Regions from separate parts of the Homo sapiens genome. Here region 1 is linked to region 2. The links are chromatin contacts, found by POLR2A ChIA-PET in ENCODE. All regions are on one chromosome and are shown on one strand. Each heading gives the region's core, a stretch centred on a gene start or an enhancer-like site at or near the end of the contact. The rest is flanking DNA. Distances are from core to core; before and after follow the strand shown. Region 1 holds the start of ALKBH6 (alkB homolog 6). Region 2 holds the start of DNASE2 (deoxyribonuclease 2, lysosomal).

The links. ChIA-PET counts read pairs that join two places held with the same protein, here RNA polymerase II (POLR2A).
Region 1: POLR2A ChIA-PET joins it to region 2 with 11 read pairs in BJ. The contact joins the promoter of ALKBH6 here to the promoter of DNASE2 in region 2. POLR2A ChIA-PET finds 5 or more read pairs at or near these places in 2 of 52 experiments (BJ and CD4-positive, alpha-beta memory T cell).

Annotation. Positions count from the first base shown.
Region 1 is chr19:36,009,813-36,016,617 of GRCh38, reverse strand. It overlaps ALKBH6 (alkB homolog 6), which reads left to right and starts at 2,405. Exons shown (of 7, transcript NM_032878.5): 1 at 2,405-2,443; 2 at 3,196-3,274; 3 at 3,529-3,597; 4 at 5,154-5,214; 5 at 5,573-5,724; 6 at 5,935-6,051. The coding sequence starts at 3,221. It overlaps CLIP3 (CAP-Gly domain containing linker protein 3), which reads left to right. Exons shown (of 14, transcript NM_015526.3): 14 at 406-1,958. The coding sequence ends at 460. LOC101927572 (a long non-coding RNA gene) reads right to left here and starts at 2,116. Exons shown (of 4, transcript NR_170988.1): 1 at 2,032-2,116. RefSeq lists an enhancer at 1,916-2,015.
Region 2 is chr19:12,877,388-12,884,519 of GRCh38, reverse strand. DNASE2 (deoxyribonuclease 2, lysosomal) reads left to right here and starts at 3,071. Exons shown (of 6, transcript NM_001375.3): 1 at 3,071-3,230; 2 at 3,368-3,548; 3 at 3,640-3,718; 4 at 5,686-5,850; 5 at 5,941-6,138. The coding sequence starts at 3,145. KLF1 (KLF transcription factor 1) reads left to right here. Exons shown (of 3, transcript NM_006563.5): 3 at 1-98. RefSeq lists enhancers at 458-719, 3,144-3,253, 2,913-3,540 and cis regulatory regions at 389-909, 1,449-1,949, 2,689-3,249.

The DNA.
Region 1 (6,805 bases), core at 1,156-3,655, about 23 Mb before region 2:
CCAGCACTTTGGGAGGCCAAGGCAGGCGGATCACCTGAGGTCAGGAGTTCAAGACCAGCCTGGCCAACATGGTGAAACCCCGTCTCTACCAAAAACACAAAAGTTAGCCGGACACAATGGCATACACCTGTAGTCCCAGCTACTCGGGAGGCTGAGACAGGAGAATTGCTTGAACCTGGGAGGCAGAGGTTGCAGTGAGCCGAGATCGTGCCATGGCACTCCAGCCTGGGTGACAGAGTGAGACTCCATCTCAGAAAACAAACAAACAAACAAACCACAGCCAGAGAGGTAGAGGCAGAATCCAGAAAGGCCTGATAGCAAACACTGGGGGAAAGGCTGGGGGTGATGGGTGCAGATGTCCCCGCTGCCTGCCTAAGGGCGTGACCCTGTCATCCTCCTTTCCAGGTTGCTGTTCTGCTGCTGGTTCCCCTGGATGCTGAGGGCGGAGATGCAGTCTTAGAGGCCCTGGACACCTGACAAAGAGACAGAGTCCCCACTAGCATCTCCTGACACCCGAGGAGCCCTGAGTCACCCTGAGATAGAGATTCCCAGTAACACATCCAGAGTAGAGACCCCTGTTAGCCAGCCCTCGATCATTGAGGCCCCATTATTAACAGATACTCCCATAATAACCCCCAAATACAGACCCCATGTCACCCAGAAAGAGATTCCCTGAGTAGCACCTTCAGGCTAGTCCCTATCCCCAACCCCTCAGAGCAGATTCCCAGATTAACAGATTTCCATATCACCCCAAATGATGGTGACCCTCTCCACATAATGCATTACAACAGAACATTCTTGAATCACCCAACCCTGGATCAGAAACCTCCCCATTAACAAACACTGCCCCTTAAGTCCTCTTGAAATAAACATAGGTCACACCCCCAAAGCAAAAGAGTAACAGACATTCATGTCATTGTTCCCCATTTAACATCAGTCCTCTCAAGATGTCGTGACCCCATGGTCACCCTGAAGCCCTTAGATTCCAACCCCTCAATCAGAGACTTCCTTCATTAACAAAGACCCTTGTTCTTATCCCTCAAGAAGAAACCCACCATAACCAGCCCACTGTCACCCCTAATTTACAGACACCAAAACAGTCCTGGAAGTGCTAATTACAGGACCCCCCAAGTCTTCCTACCCTCTGCACCCTCAAGAAACCCCCAGTGCCTTGTATGAAGCCCACCCCACATGGCCCACAGCTCCTGTGCTGGCCAGACTCCCAGAAAATTCTCTATTTTTTAAGTAACGACTTCCCCCTTTGGGGGACCCCAAAATTTGGAGGCCCCATTCTAGGACTCTGGGGATCCCAAACCCTAGAGTACACACGTCCCAAACTCCCCTGTGCCCTCAAGTCCTACAGCCCCTAGAAGACCCCAATGCCGTAACTCCTAGGACCCCCAAATCATGGAATCCCAAATCCCCAGGGAATCCCAAATTTGAAAATCCAATCCCAAGTCCCCAGGAAACCCAATCATGAGGTCCTTGTGCCTGGTATGGAGGAGACTGCAGTCAGGATATGCATTCCAGGCTCCCAGACACCTCAAGCCCTATTCACAGGCACCAGGAAACCCCACACAGGAATTCCCATCCCTGGAAACTGGAGAATTTCAATGCCCCGAGTCCATGGGTTTCAAGACACCAAATTCCAAGAGCCCCAGCCCTAAGGGAACCCCAAATCCTAAAGCCTCCATCTCTAATAAATGGAAGGCCCCAAGGCCCTGAGGGGATCTCAAATCCTGGAACCCCGATTTCAATCTACGTTCTAGTCACTGGCCTCAAAGGACCCCACAGCACCTGGGCCAGACCAACAGCTCGAGGGAGAACCTGAAGGCCCAGGGGGTCCAGGGCGGACCTGGGGCCCCGACCACCAAGGACAGCTCACGACTGCCCCTTCACTGCATGTCCCCAAACTCAGCATGACTCCTGTCCTCTTCAATAAAGACGTTTCTATGGCCTCTCTGTGTCGGGTCATTGGGGGTTTCCCTTGCTGGGAGAAGACGGGAAAGGAAGTGCTTCCTTCAGTCTCACCTCCCTGCGGCGTGGGCAGGTGATGGCGCTGGCCGCGGGAAGTCCTTCTAGCAGCCTCTCATGTCTTCCCGCGGCTGTCACGGCTGCCGCCCCCGTCCCACCCATCGGGGTCCACTCCGCCAATGGCCAGGTTCAGTTCCTAAGTTCTGAGTGGCCAGTGCCAGACGACGATGCCCCGCCCACGCCCTCCTGCCAATGGCTCAGAGGCCAGGAGGCGCGGCCTATCCTTAGGCGAGCATGAAGGGGGCGGGCGAATACTGAGTGAGAGCGCCGATTGGGTGGAAGGCGGGCCCTTGAAGCCTCTGGGAGCTCCCATTGGCCTGCGGACTCTGCGTCTGTAATGTGGGGCGGAAATGGCTGGGAGGGGGATGGGGATGTTGAATTTGGAAATTGGAGGGGACGCTGGTGGACGGTCAGTTTTGGGGAGTGCTGGGGGTAGAGATGGATGTCAATAGGGCTGAAAGTGGGGATCCGGGGGAGCCCAGAGTAGGAGTCCGAGGAGGCTCAGAGCTTGGAGTCCTAAAAGGCTCGGAGTCGGGGATCTGAATGGTTCAGGGAGGGAAGAAGATTTGGGAGTCAGCCTCAGAGCTAAAGATCTCAGGGTGCTGGAGTGAAGGGGCGCTCAGGAGGGGAAATCCGAGGGGCGTCCAAATGGGGGGATCCGAGGAGGCTGAGGGTGGACATGTCTGAGGAGGCTCAGATTGGGGTCACAGGAGTGCACAGAATGGGATTCGGTGGGGGGCGGGGGTCGCTGAGTGTTGATAGCCGGGCTCACAGTTGCAGGTCTGAAGCGGGGTCTCAAGGTGTTTAAAGGGGCTCTGGAGTGCAGCCCTGGGGGCTATGTGTAGAGCTTTTGAGAAAGGCTCCCTGTGTGTGGGGCCAGAGAATGTTCTCTGTGGGAGGATTGAGAAGGCATATGTGTAGTTGGATGGGCCCTTAGTGGACAGAGTAATGGGGGATTATTCTTGGGGCTCATTGTGTCCGGGCATGGAACGTAGGGGCTCTCTGTGTGGCTTGTAAGATGCTGAAGACTCAGATTTTAGAGACCAAGTGCGTTTCAGAAGAGGGCTGAGGTGAGGCCTGGCCTGTGATGGGGTGGAATGCTGCATCATGGTGTTAGGGCGGGAGGCCTAGTGACTTCAGTATGTCCTCCCCTCCCTACAGGATTGGGTGCAAGGAGTTGGTGTTGATGGAGGAGCAGGACGCCAGAGTCCCAGCCCTGGAACCGTTCAGAGTGGAGCAGGTTGTCAGAACTCAGGGTGCAGAGGGTGAAGGAGGCAGGCTGATTCCTGAGTTCTTGGGTTGGGACTGCCCCCTTCCACCAAATTCATTCTTACTGTCAGAGTCCATTCTGGAATGGCACTGGTCCCTTGACTTTAGACCCTGACCTGTCTGAGGACATCCTGAGCCTGTCTCCAGGCATAGGGGTTGCTCTGTGATGATATGTCCTCTGTGTGGGTTGAAGGGCCACACCTTCAGGGGGTCTTTCTATCCTAGGCACCACCTGTAATCTACTATGTCCCTGACTTCATCTCCAAAGAAGAGGAGGAGTATTTGCTTCGACAGGTGACCTCAGTGCCCTACTGGTCTGTTTTCCCACTCTTCCCATATTCCTCCCCAATGTCCATCCTCTGTATGAGAGCCCCCAAGGCTGCAGTGAAGACCCCGACAGAAGGAACAAGGAAGTTACAGAGCTCATACTCCCTCTACTGAGATAGCCCAATCCTGCTAGCTTAGAGAATAGGGGGTTATAAACATAGGCTGAGATAGCCCAGTTCAGATCATTGAGACTGGGGAGTAAAGAATTTTGTATTCAGATTTCTGTGCTGAGATAGCCCAGTAAACTCTTTCCTGTGCTAAAATAGCCCAGCATAGACCCAGAGCACAATAAGGTTACCAAATACAGACCATCTACGCTGAGATGGCCCAGTCTGCATTCTGTTCTTAAGGTTTGGGGAAAGAAGAATTTTCAAAGCTCAGAGTTCCTGCCCTTTGCAGCCCCAGTGCCTAAGTTACAGAGCACAGATCTTCCCTGTGTTGGAGTAACCCACTGATCTTGAGTCCAGGAAAAAATTAGCTACAGAACACAGACTTTTTTGCTGAGATAGCCCATTCCAGACCTTTGCGTTCTTGGCATTGAAAAATCTACATATTATAGAATTCCTGGGCTGAAATAGCCCAGTACAGCTCCATAACCATGAAGGGAATGAGTAGATTATCAACTAGAGCTAGACTTGTTGGACTGAGATAGCCCATTCTAGATCATTAGGATCTTGGCAGTGGAAGATTTTCAAAGTACTTTCTTTGCTGTGCTGAGATAGCCCAGCTTTGCATACTCCCTCCCCCAGGCAATAGGAACAAGTCGGTTGCAGAACTCAAACTGTCCTCAGAGAGCCCAGGAATCAGGAATTTTTGTTTGTTTGTTTTTTGAGACAATCTTGCTCTGTCGCCCAGGCTGGACTGCAGTGGCGTGATCTCGGTTCACTGTAGCCTCCGCCTCCTGGGTTCAACTGATTCTTGTGTTTCAGTCTCCTGAGTAGCTTGGATTGCAGGCGTGTGACACCACACCGCCTCCCAGGTTCAAGCGATTCTCCTGTCTCATCCTCCCAAGTAGCTGGGATTACAGGTGCATGCCACCATGCCCAGCTAAGTTTTGTATTTTTAGTAGAGACGGGGTTTCCCCATGTTGGCCAGGCTGGTCTCGAGCTCCTGACCTCAAGTGATCTGCCCGCCTCGGCCTCCCAAAGTGCTGGGATTACAGGCATGAGCAACCAGGTTTGGCACGGAATCAGGAAATTAGAATGCAGACTATTTGCTGGGCTGAAAGAGCCCTGTCCAGCCCCAGAACTCTGAGTAGATTGTGAGACCCACAACTCTCAGACCACGGTTGTGCAGCCCTGATTCCTAAATCCTGGTAGACACAGGTGGGCTTTGGGGCCAAAGGCGTTCCCAGGAAAAAAGGCAAACCACAAAATCCTAGGAACCCACCGCCCCAGGGAATGGTCCCACAGACACAGATGACCCATTTCCATCCCGGAGGTAAAGGCCCCTATGTTGGTCTAGGTGGGAGGATCATAGAGGGGTGATCCTGAGAAAGGAGTGACCCCCTTCCCACCTCTTAGGTTTTTAATGCCCCAAAGCCAAAGTGGACCCAGCTCTCTGGGAGAAAGTTACAGAACTGGGGTAAGTATCCCTGGCTGGGGGCAGGAGTGATTCTGGGATGTAGGCTGGGGCAGGGGACTCAGGTCCAATAGACTTAAGACATCAGAGGGTCCCTGACAGCTCAAGGGGCCCCAAGAGCCAGGAGGATTCTGAAGGGGTCAGTGGAGGTCCTGAGGGATTAGGGATTTCCTGATGAGTTGGGAGTATCTGAAAGGGACCTGTGGTCTGGAGAAGTGAGGAAACCTCTGAAGGACCCAGTGGCTATCTCCAAACGGTCAGGGGTCCCTGAGAGGATCAGGGTGCTTCCAGCCACTGTGGAATCCCTAATGGGGGATCTATTGCTATAGGGGGGCCCTCAGGACCCCATTGCCTTCCCCAGGTGGGCTTCCTCATCCCCGAGGGATGGTTCCTGAGCGGCTGCCCCCATGGCTCCAGCGCTACGTGGACAAAGTGTCAAACCTCAGCCTCTTTGGAGGCCTCCCAGCTAACCATGTCCTCGTGAACCAGTATCTGCCTGGGGAGGGCATCATGGTAACCACACACCCTCGGCCCGTGTCCCCCCACTCAGACTTCTGAGCTGTGCTGGGGCAGGGGACTCTGTACCCACCCTCACTCATTAGGCAGCCACATCTCCCAAACAGGCATTCACCTCCCTGTCCCTGGCTTGGGAAGCCCCCCTTTGACCCAGAGGGTGGGGGTTGTGGACTCCTGCCCTGCCCAGCCCTGGTGCCCACTCCCTAGCCCCACGAGGACGGACCACTGTACTACCCGACTGTCAGCACCATCAGCCTGGGCTCCCACACCGTGCTGGACTTCTACGAGCCGCGGCGGCCAGAGGACGATGACCCTACAGAACAGGTGGGCCCCCAGACACTGCCCCAGCTGCTTGTAGGCACTTCAACCTCGCACATCCTCCAAGATGACCTGGTCCCACATGCCTTCGGGGTACTCCTGGCACTCTCCCAGATACCTTCCCTTGTCCCCTCATGGGGTGTACCCACTTCCTCCCAGACACCCAACCCATCTGCTTACAGGGTGTCTGTCCCACATGCCATGATTTTCACAGGCTCCCCGATGCCCCAACCTGCTGAATGGATACCCCTGACTCCCCAGCAGACACTGATATCCTTAGATACCCCACCGCCATTAACTCGGGGGGCCTCACCTCCTCCCAGATGCTCTATCTGCCCCTGCTCAGGGTGCCCCAGACGTCCTGCTACTCCAGGAATGTGATTTGGGGTGCAGGACACCCCCAGATTCTCCTTGACCCCTTGACACAATTTCTCTGAGTGATGCATTTCTAGCACCCCAGTGTTCACAGAAACGCCCCTGAACACGCCGACCCACTCCTTGAGGCTTGCCCTCGAGCCCTGCATGCTCCTGGATGCTCTGACACTCCCTCAGCTGTGCGGTTGTCCTCTAATGTCCTGATGTCCTTGGGAACCCCCACTGCCTCTAACCTCTGCCTCACTCTCTCCTCACCTGGTCCTGGCTTCAGCCATGCTCTCTCAGCCCAGCTCTGCCTGTATTTCCTGGGGACTGCCTATTCCTGGGTCCCAGCCCCAGCCTCAGCCCCTTTGAGATCCCAGCTGCAGCTCCCACCGGCCGCTGA
Region 2 (7,132 bases), core at 1,822-4,321:
ACCCTGGGTCTAGAAAGCGGCTCCTGAAGGTCCCTTATTGTGGCTGATATTAACTGTCAATGGTTATGGGTCCTATAAAAATGCCCCTCCCAGATAAAGCTTCAGCGTTGGCCTGAATTTTTGGGTTTTGGAGGCTGGAAGATGGCAGGAGGCTGTAAACCTAGAGGTCATATTAGAGGGCCTTACACACCCTCATCTCCTAAACTACAGTGACACCCCTCAACTCCAACAAGCCCCCTTGGGCACTGGAGGCCTTGCTGTCCTCTCTTTTCCCACCCAGTTCAGGCTACACTGTCCTTGTCTTCTGCCTTGAACCCTGCGGACATTGACAGCAAACATCTCCCTGGATTTAAGAGTTCACAGCCTATGACTGCCCAGGGGGTTCATCTTGCCCACTGTCCAGATAGAGCCAATTTATCGAGACAGAGGGATTGCAATAGAGAGAGTTTAATCCACATACATCCAGCTAAATGGGAGATGGGAGTTTTATTACTTGAATCAGCCTCCCTGAAAATTCAGAGGCTAGGGTTATTCAAGAACAGTTTGGTGGGCAGGAGGGCTAGGGAATGGGTGCCTTGCTGCAATCCTGGAGCTGTGGAAAACAGTTGCTGAGTCAGCTTCTGGGTGGGGACCATAGAGTCGCTAGTCTGGGTGGAGTCATCCAGTTGTCAGATATGCAAAAAGCCTAAAAAGACATCTAAAAAGGCCAGCGTTAGGTTTTGCAATAGTCATGTTATTTGCAGAAATAACTGGGGAAGTTGCAAACCTTGTGACCTCCAGAATAATGGCTGGCCATCTTTGTTTTTGTTTTTGAGATGGAGTCTTGCTCTTGCCCAGGCTGGAGTGCAGTTGTTCCATCTTGGCTCACTGCAACCTCTGCCTCCTGGGTTCAAGTGATTCTCCTGTGTCAGCCTACCAGGTAGCTAGGATTACAGGCACATGCCACCATGCCGGGCTAATTTTTGTATTTTTAGAAGAGATGGGGTTTCGAAATGCTGGCCAGGCTGGTTTCGAAATCCTGACCTCAGGTAATCTGCCAGCCTCGGCCTCTCAAAGTGCTGGGATTACAGGCGTGAGGCACCGCACCCGGCCGGAAAAATGGCTGGTCATAATTTAACTACTACACCTACAGTTTAGCAGAATTCAGGCTCCTCTCATCCTCCTAACCTAGTGCCCTTTCATTATTTCTACAAAGGCAGTTTAGTTTGGGGAAGGGCTATTATCATTTAAGCTATAAACTAAATTCCTCCCAAAATTAGCTTGGGGCCAGGCATGGTGGCTCCCTCTTTAATCCCAGCAATTTGGCAGGCTGAGGCGGGCAGATCACTTGAGCCCAGGAGTTCGACACCAGCCTGAGCCCCAAGGTGAAACCCCATCTCTACCAAAAATGGTGAAACCCAGTCTCTACCAAAAATACAAAAATTAGCTGGGCATGTGGCGCATGCCTGTAATCCCAGCTACTCAGGAAGCTGAGGCAGGAGGATTGCTTGAACCTAGGAGGCGGATGTTGCAGTGAGCTGAGATCACACCACTGGACTCCAGCCTGGGCGACAGAGTGAGACAACGTGTCAAAAAAAAAAAAAAAGTTAGCTTGACCCCACTCCAGGAATGACCAAGCAAGGGCAGTTTGGAGATTAAAGGCAAGATGGAGTTGGTTAGGTCAGAGCTCTTTCACTGACATAATTTTCTGTCATAATTTTTGCAAAGGCAGTTTCAAGCCAGTACTCAGATTCCCATAGCCCTTTGCCCTGCCATGATCCTTTGAGGCTGAGGTGGGAGAATCACTTGAACCCCGGAGTTCCAGAGCAGCCTGGGCAACATAGTGAGACCCTCATCTCTGCAATGAACAATTATCTGGGTGTGGTGGCACAGGCCTGTAGTACCAGCTACCTGGGAAGATCTCTTGAGCCCAGTAGGTTGAGGCTGCAGTGAACTGTGATGGAGTCACTGCATTCTAGCCTGGGTGAGAAACCATTATCCTGTCTCAAAACGACAAAAAACAAACATACAGTCACCTCTTTGCTAGCTCAGGGGATCCTGGAGAAAACGTGCAGAATGAAAAAGGAGAGTCTGGGTGGCGTGGATTACATGCCTGTAATCCCAGCACTTTGGGAGGCAAGACAGGTGGATCCCTTGAGCTCAGGAGTTCAGCCTGAGCCACATGGTGAAACCGTGTTTCAAAAAAAAAACTACAAAAATTAGCTGGGCATAGTGGCATGTGCCCGTGATCCCAGCTACTCGGGAGGCTGAGGTGAGAGGATCACTTGAGCTGGGGAGGCAGAGGTTGCAGTGAGCCAAGATTGCGCCACTGCACTCCGGCCTGGGCAACAGAGCGAGATATTGTCCGGGAAAAAAAAAAAAAAAAAAGGAAGGAAAAAAAAAAAGAAAGAAAAAGGGGAAGATACACTGGAACACAAATGCTTCTTAAGGGGCGCAGTGGCTCACTTCTGCAATCTTGGCACTTTCGGGGGCCGAGGCTGGTGGATCACGAGGTCAGGAGTTCGAGACCAGCCTAGTCAACATGGAAAAACCCCGTCTCTACTAAAACTACAAAAATTAGCCGGGCGTGGTGTCGGGCGCCTGTAATCCCAGCTACTCGGGAGGCTGAGGCAGGATAATCGCTTTAATCAGGAAGGCGGAGGTTGCAGTGAACCGAGATCGTGCCATTGCACTCCAGCCTGGGCGACAAGAGTGAAACTCCGTCTCAAAAAAAAAAAAAAAAAAAAAAAAAAAAAAAGAGGAAGAACAAAGGTCCCAAGAGTTGGACCCAGGTTGTAGGGCTGGAATAAAAAATAAAATACAAACTTGTGCCTGATCCAGAAACCCGGGCGGGAGTTGGGTCAGACAGAAGAGCGTGGGCTGGGATTAGCTACCACGAAAAGGAACGGTGGCCAGGCTCCAGGAGACGCTGGAGCGCCGGGCCCGTCGTGGGCGTGGTCTGGGCAGACTCAGCGTTGCCTTTTGCCTCTCCAAAACGCAGCATCGCGTCTCGGGGGAGGAGTCTGTACCCTCGTGATGTCCCCGCCCCGGTTCCCAGGCAAGTTTAGGGAAGTGAAAGGCGCCAGGTGCCAGTCCTGGCCTCTGATGTAACCCAGCGCCCCGCAGTCCCGACACAGATTCCTGGATCTCAGCCCCATAGCAGCTATGATCCCGCTGCTGCTGGCAGCGCTGCTGTGCGTCCCCGCCGGGGCCCTGACCTGCTACGGGGACTCCGGGCAGCCTGTAGACTGGTGAGTGCGCAGCGGGGGGCCTACCATCGCCCCGGGGTCCGGCTGCGGTCACTCAACCGGGATGGCTACCTCCTCGGGGAACCCTGGGGTGCCTTCTCTTCCCTCTCTCCTATTTCTGTGCATTCTCCGACCTCCAGGTTCGTGGTCTACAAGCTGCCAGCTCTTAGAGGGTCCGGGGAGGCGGCGCAGAGAGGGCTGCAGTACAAGTATCTGGACGAGAGCTCCGGAGGCTGGCGGGACGGCAGGGCACTCATCAACAGCCCGGAGGGGGCCGTGGGCCGAAGCCTGCAGCCGCTGTACCGGAGCAACACCAGCCAGGTGAAGGGGGCCCCGGGCCAACTAGGGGCGAAACTCTAGGGCTGCCCTGCCTGGGAGGAATTTCACGTTGCCTCCGTTTATCCGCCCGCAGCTCGCCTTCCTGCTCTACAATGACCAACCGCCTCAACCCAGCAAGGCTCAGGACTCTTCCATGCGTGGGCACACGAAGGGTGAGGCCTGGATTGGGGGCTGGGGAGAGACTCGGGTCCCATTTTTCCAAGGTAACCCCTGACGTGCATGGGGTGGTCGGGGAGATCTGCACTGTCAGACCCTGGGCATCTATTCCCCCCAACTTTTTTTTTTCTTTGTTTTTGAGACGGTGGGAGTTCGCTCTGTCACCCAAGCTGGAGTGCAGTGGCACAATCTTGGCTCACTGCAATCTCTGCCTCTGGGGTTGAAGCAATTCTCCTGTCTCAGCCTCCCAAGTAGCTGGTATTAAAGGCGCACCATCACACCAGGCTAATTTTCATATTTTTAGTACAGACGAGGTTTCACCATGTTGGCCAGGCTGGTCTCGAACTCCTGGTTTCTACCTCAAGTGATCTACCCGCCTTGGCCTCCCAAAGTGCTGGGATTACAGGAATGAGCCACCCTGCCCAGCCGAGTTCCTATGCATTTTTCCAAGCTAACCCCTGACCTCCATAGTGGGGTGGGAGATCTCCCCTGTCAGACCTTGGGCATCTATTTCCCCTATTTTATTTTCTTTTAGACAAGGTCTCACCCAGTCACCTAGGCTGGAGTGCAGTATCACAGCTCACTGCAGCCTTGACCTCCCAGGGCTCAGGTGATCCTCCTACCTCAGCCTCCCAAGTACTGGGCCTGCCGGTACCCCCCACCACGCCTGGCTTTTTTTTTTTTTTTTTTTTTTTGCGGCACTCTCTCTCCATCACCCAGGCTGGAGTTCGGTGGTGCAATCTCAGCTCACTGCAATCTCCATCTCCCCAGTTCAAGCGATTCTTCTGCCTCAGCCTCTGGAGTAGCTGGGATTACAGGTGTGCGCCACCATGCCCAGCTAAATGTTGTATGTTTTAGTAGAGATGGGGTTTTACCAGGTTGGACAGGCTGATATTGAACTCCTGACCTCAGGTGATCCACCTGCCTTGGCCTCCCAAAGTGCTGGGATTACAGGCGTGAGCCACCACACCTGGCCTACTTTTTGTATTTTTGTAGAGTGGGCTTTTGCCATGTTGCCTAGGCTGGTCTCTAAGTCCTGGTTCAAGCAATCCACCCACCTTGGCCTCTTAATGTGCTGCGATTACCGGCATGAGCCGCCACACCTGGCCTGTTTCCCTACCTTACATTACTCTTGGCGTTATTCTGGACTATAAGAATTTATGCCTGCAAAAACTGAGCTCAGCTGTGGTTCTAACACTGCTGGCACCCTCTCTAAGCCCCGCTGCAAACTGAGGGTGTTCCTGATTGCAGATGAGCTTGCTGGGAGGCCTGGAGCAATACCCTCTAATTGCCTTTTTTTTTTTTTTTTTTTTGAGAAGGAGTTTTGCTCTTGCTACCCAGGCTGGAGTGCAATGGTGCAATCTCGGCTCACTGCAACCTCCGCCTCCTGGGTTCAAGTGATTCTCCTGCATCAGCCTCCCGAGTAGCTGGGATTACAGGCATGCACCACCATGCCCGGCTAATGTTGTATTTTTAGTAGTGATGAGGTTTCTCCATGTTGGCCAGGCTGGTCTTGAACTCCCGACCTCAGGTGATCCGCCCTCCTCGGCTTCCCAAAGTGCTGGGATTACACTGCGTGGGGCCTGCCTTCTTTTTTTAAATTTTTATTTATTTATTTATTTATTTATTTATTTACTTACTTACTTACTTATGTTTGAGATGAAATTTTGCTCTGTGGCCCAGGCTGGAGTGCAGTGGTGGATCTCAGCTCACTGCAACCTCCACCTCCTGGGTTCAAGCGATTCTCCTGCCTCAGCCTCCTGAGTAGCTGGGATTACAGGCGTCCACCACCACGCTCAGCTAATTTTTGTATTTTTAGTAGAGATGGGGTTTCGCCATGTTGGCCAGGCTGATTTCTAACTCCTGACCTCAGGTGATCTGTGTGTCTCGGTCTCCCAAAGTGCTGGGATTACAGGCGTGAGCCACTGCGCCCGACCTCCCCTAATGCCTTCTTTTGGTCCAGGTGTCCTGCTCCTTGACCACGATGGGGGCTTCTGGCTGGTCCACAGTGTACCTAACTTCCCTCCACCGGCCTCCTCTGCTGCATACAGCTGGCCTCATAGCGCCTGTACCTACGGGCAGACCCTGCTCTGTGTGTCTTTTCCCTTCGCTCAGTTCTCGAAGATGGGTAAGTCGAGTCAGGGACACAGGATGAGTCCTGGGTTTACTGACCAGAACCTGGAACGATCTTGCATTTCCTCCTCCCCTTGTCCTCCAGGCAAGCAGCTGACCTACACCTACCCCTGGGTCTATAACTACCAGCTGGAAGGGATCTTTGCCCAGGAATTCCCCGACTTGGAGAATGTGGTCAAGGGCCACCACGTTAGCCAAGAACCCTGGAACAGCAGCATCACACTCACATCCCAGGCCGGGGCTGTTTTCCAGAGCTTTGCCAAGTTCAGCAAATTTGGAGATGGTGAGTCTCAAGGTTGAGGGTTGGAGAGCTCCTTCTCTGCAGACAGGGTGACTGGTGTGGCCATGGCTGAGTTCAAGTCAGCGGTAGAGACCAGGTCTGTTTGGGAGCTATAATCACATGATCAGTGAACAGACCTGGGTTCAAACCCTGGGTTTTGCTGTGTGATGTATAACTTCACCTGAGCCTTGGTCTACTCATCTGAAAAATGGGGATACTGACATCTACTTAAAAAATTGTGAATGAAGTGGTACCTGTAAGTCATTTGGGTGCCAGAGGTGGTGCCTCACTCCTGTAATCCCAGTTACTTAGGAGGCTGAGGCAGGAGGATCATTTGAAGACAGGCATCCAAGACAAGCCTGGGAAACATAGCAAGACCTCATCTCTACAAAATTAAAAATTAGCCAAGCAACTTGGGAGGCTGAGGCAGGAGGATAAATTGAGCCCAGAGTTTCAGACTGCAGTGAGCTATAATGACTCCACTGCACTCCAGCCTGGGTGACAGAGCAAGACCCTGTCTTTATTTAAAAATAAATAAATAGGCTGGGCACAGTGGCTCATGCCTGTAATCCCAGCACTTTGGGAGGCTGAGGTGGGCAGATCACGAGCTCAGGAGATCGAGACCATCCTGGCTAACACGGTGAAACCCTGTCTCTACTAAAAGTGCAAAAATTAGCCAGGCATGGTGGCGGGCACCTGTAGTCCCAGTTACTCGGGAGGCTGAGGCAGGAGAATGGCGTGAACCCGGAAGGTGGAGCTTGCAGTGAGTCAAGATAGTGCCACTGCACTCCAGCCTGGGTGACAGAGTGAGACTGTGTCTCAAAATAAATAAATAAATAAATAAATACAAATAAATAGGCCAGGCACAGTGGCTCACACCTGTAATCCCAGTCGAGGCAGGAGGATTGCTTGAGCCCAGGAGTTTGAGACCAGCCTGGGCAACACAGCGGGACCCCATCTCTACAAAAAAAATTTTAATTAGTGGGGCATAGTGGCA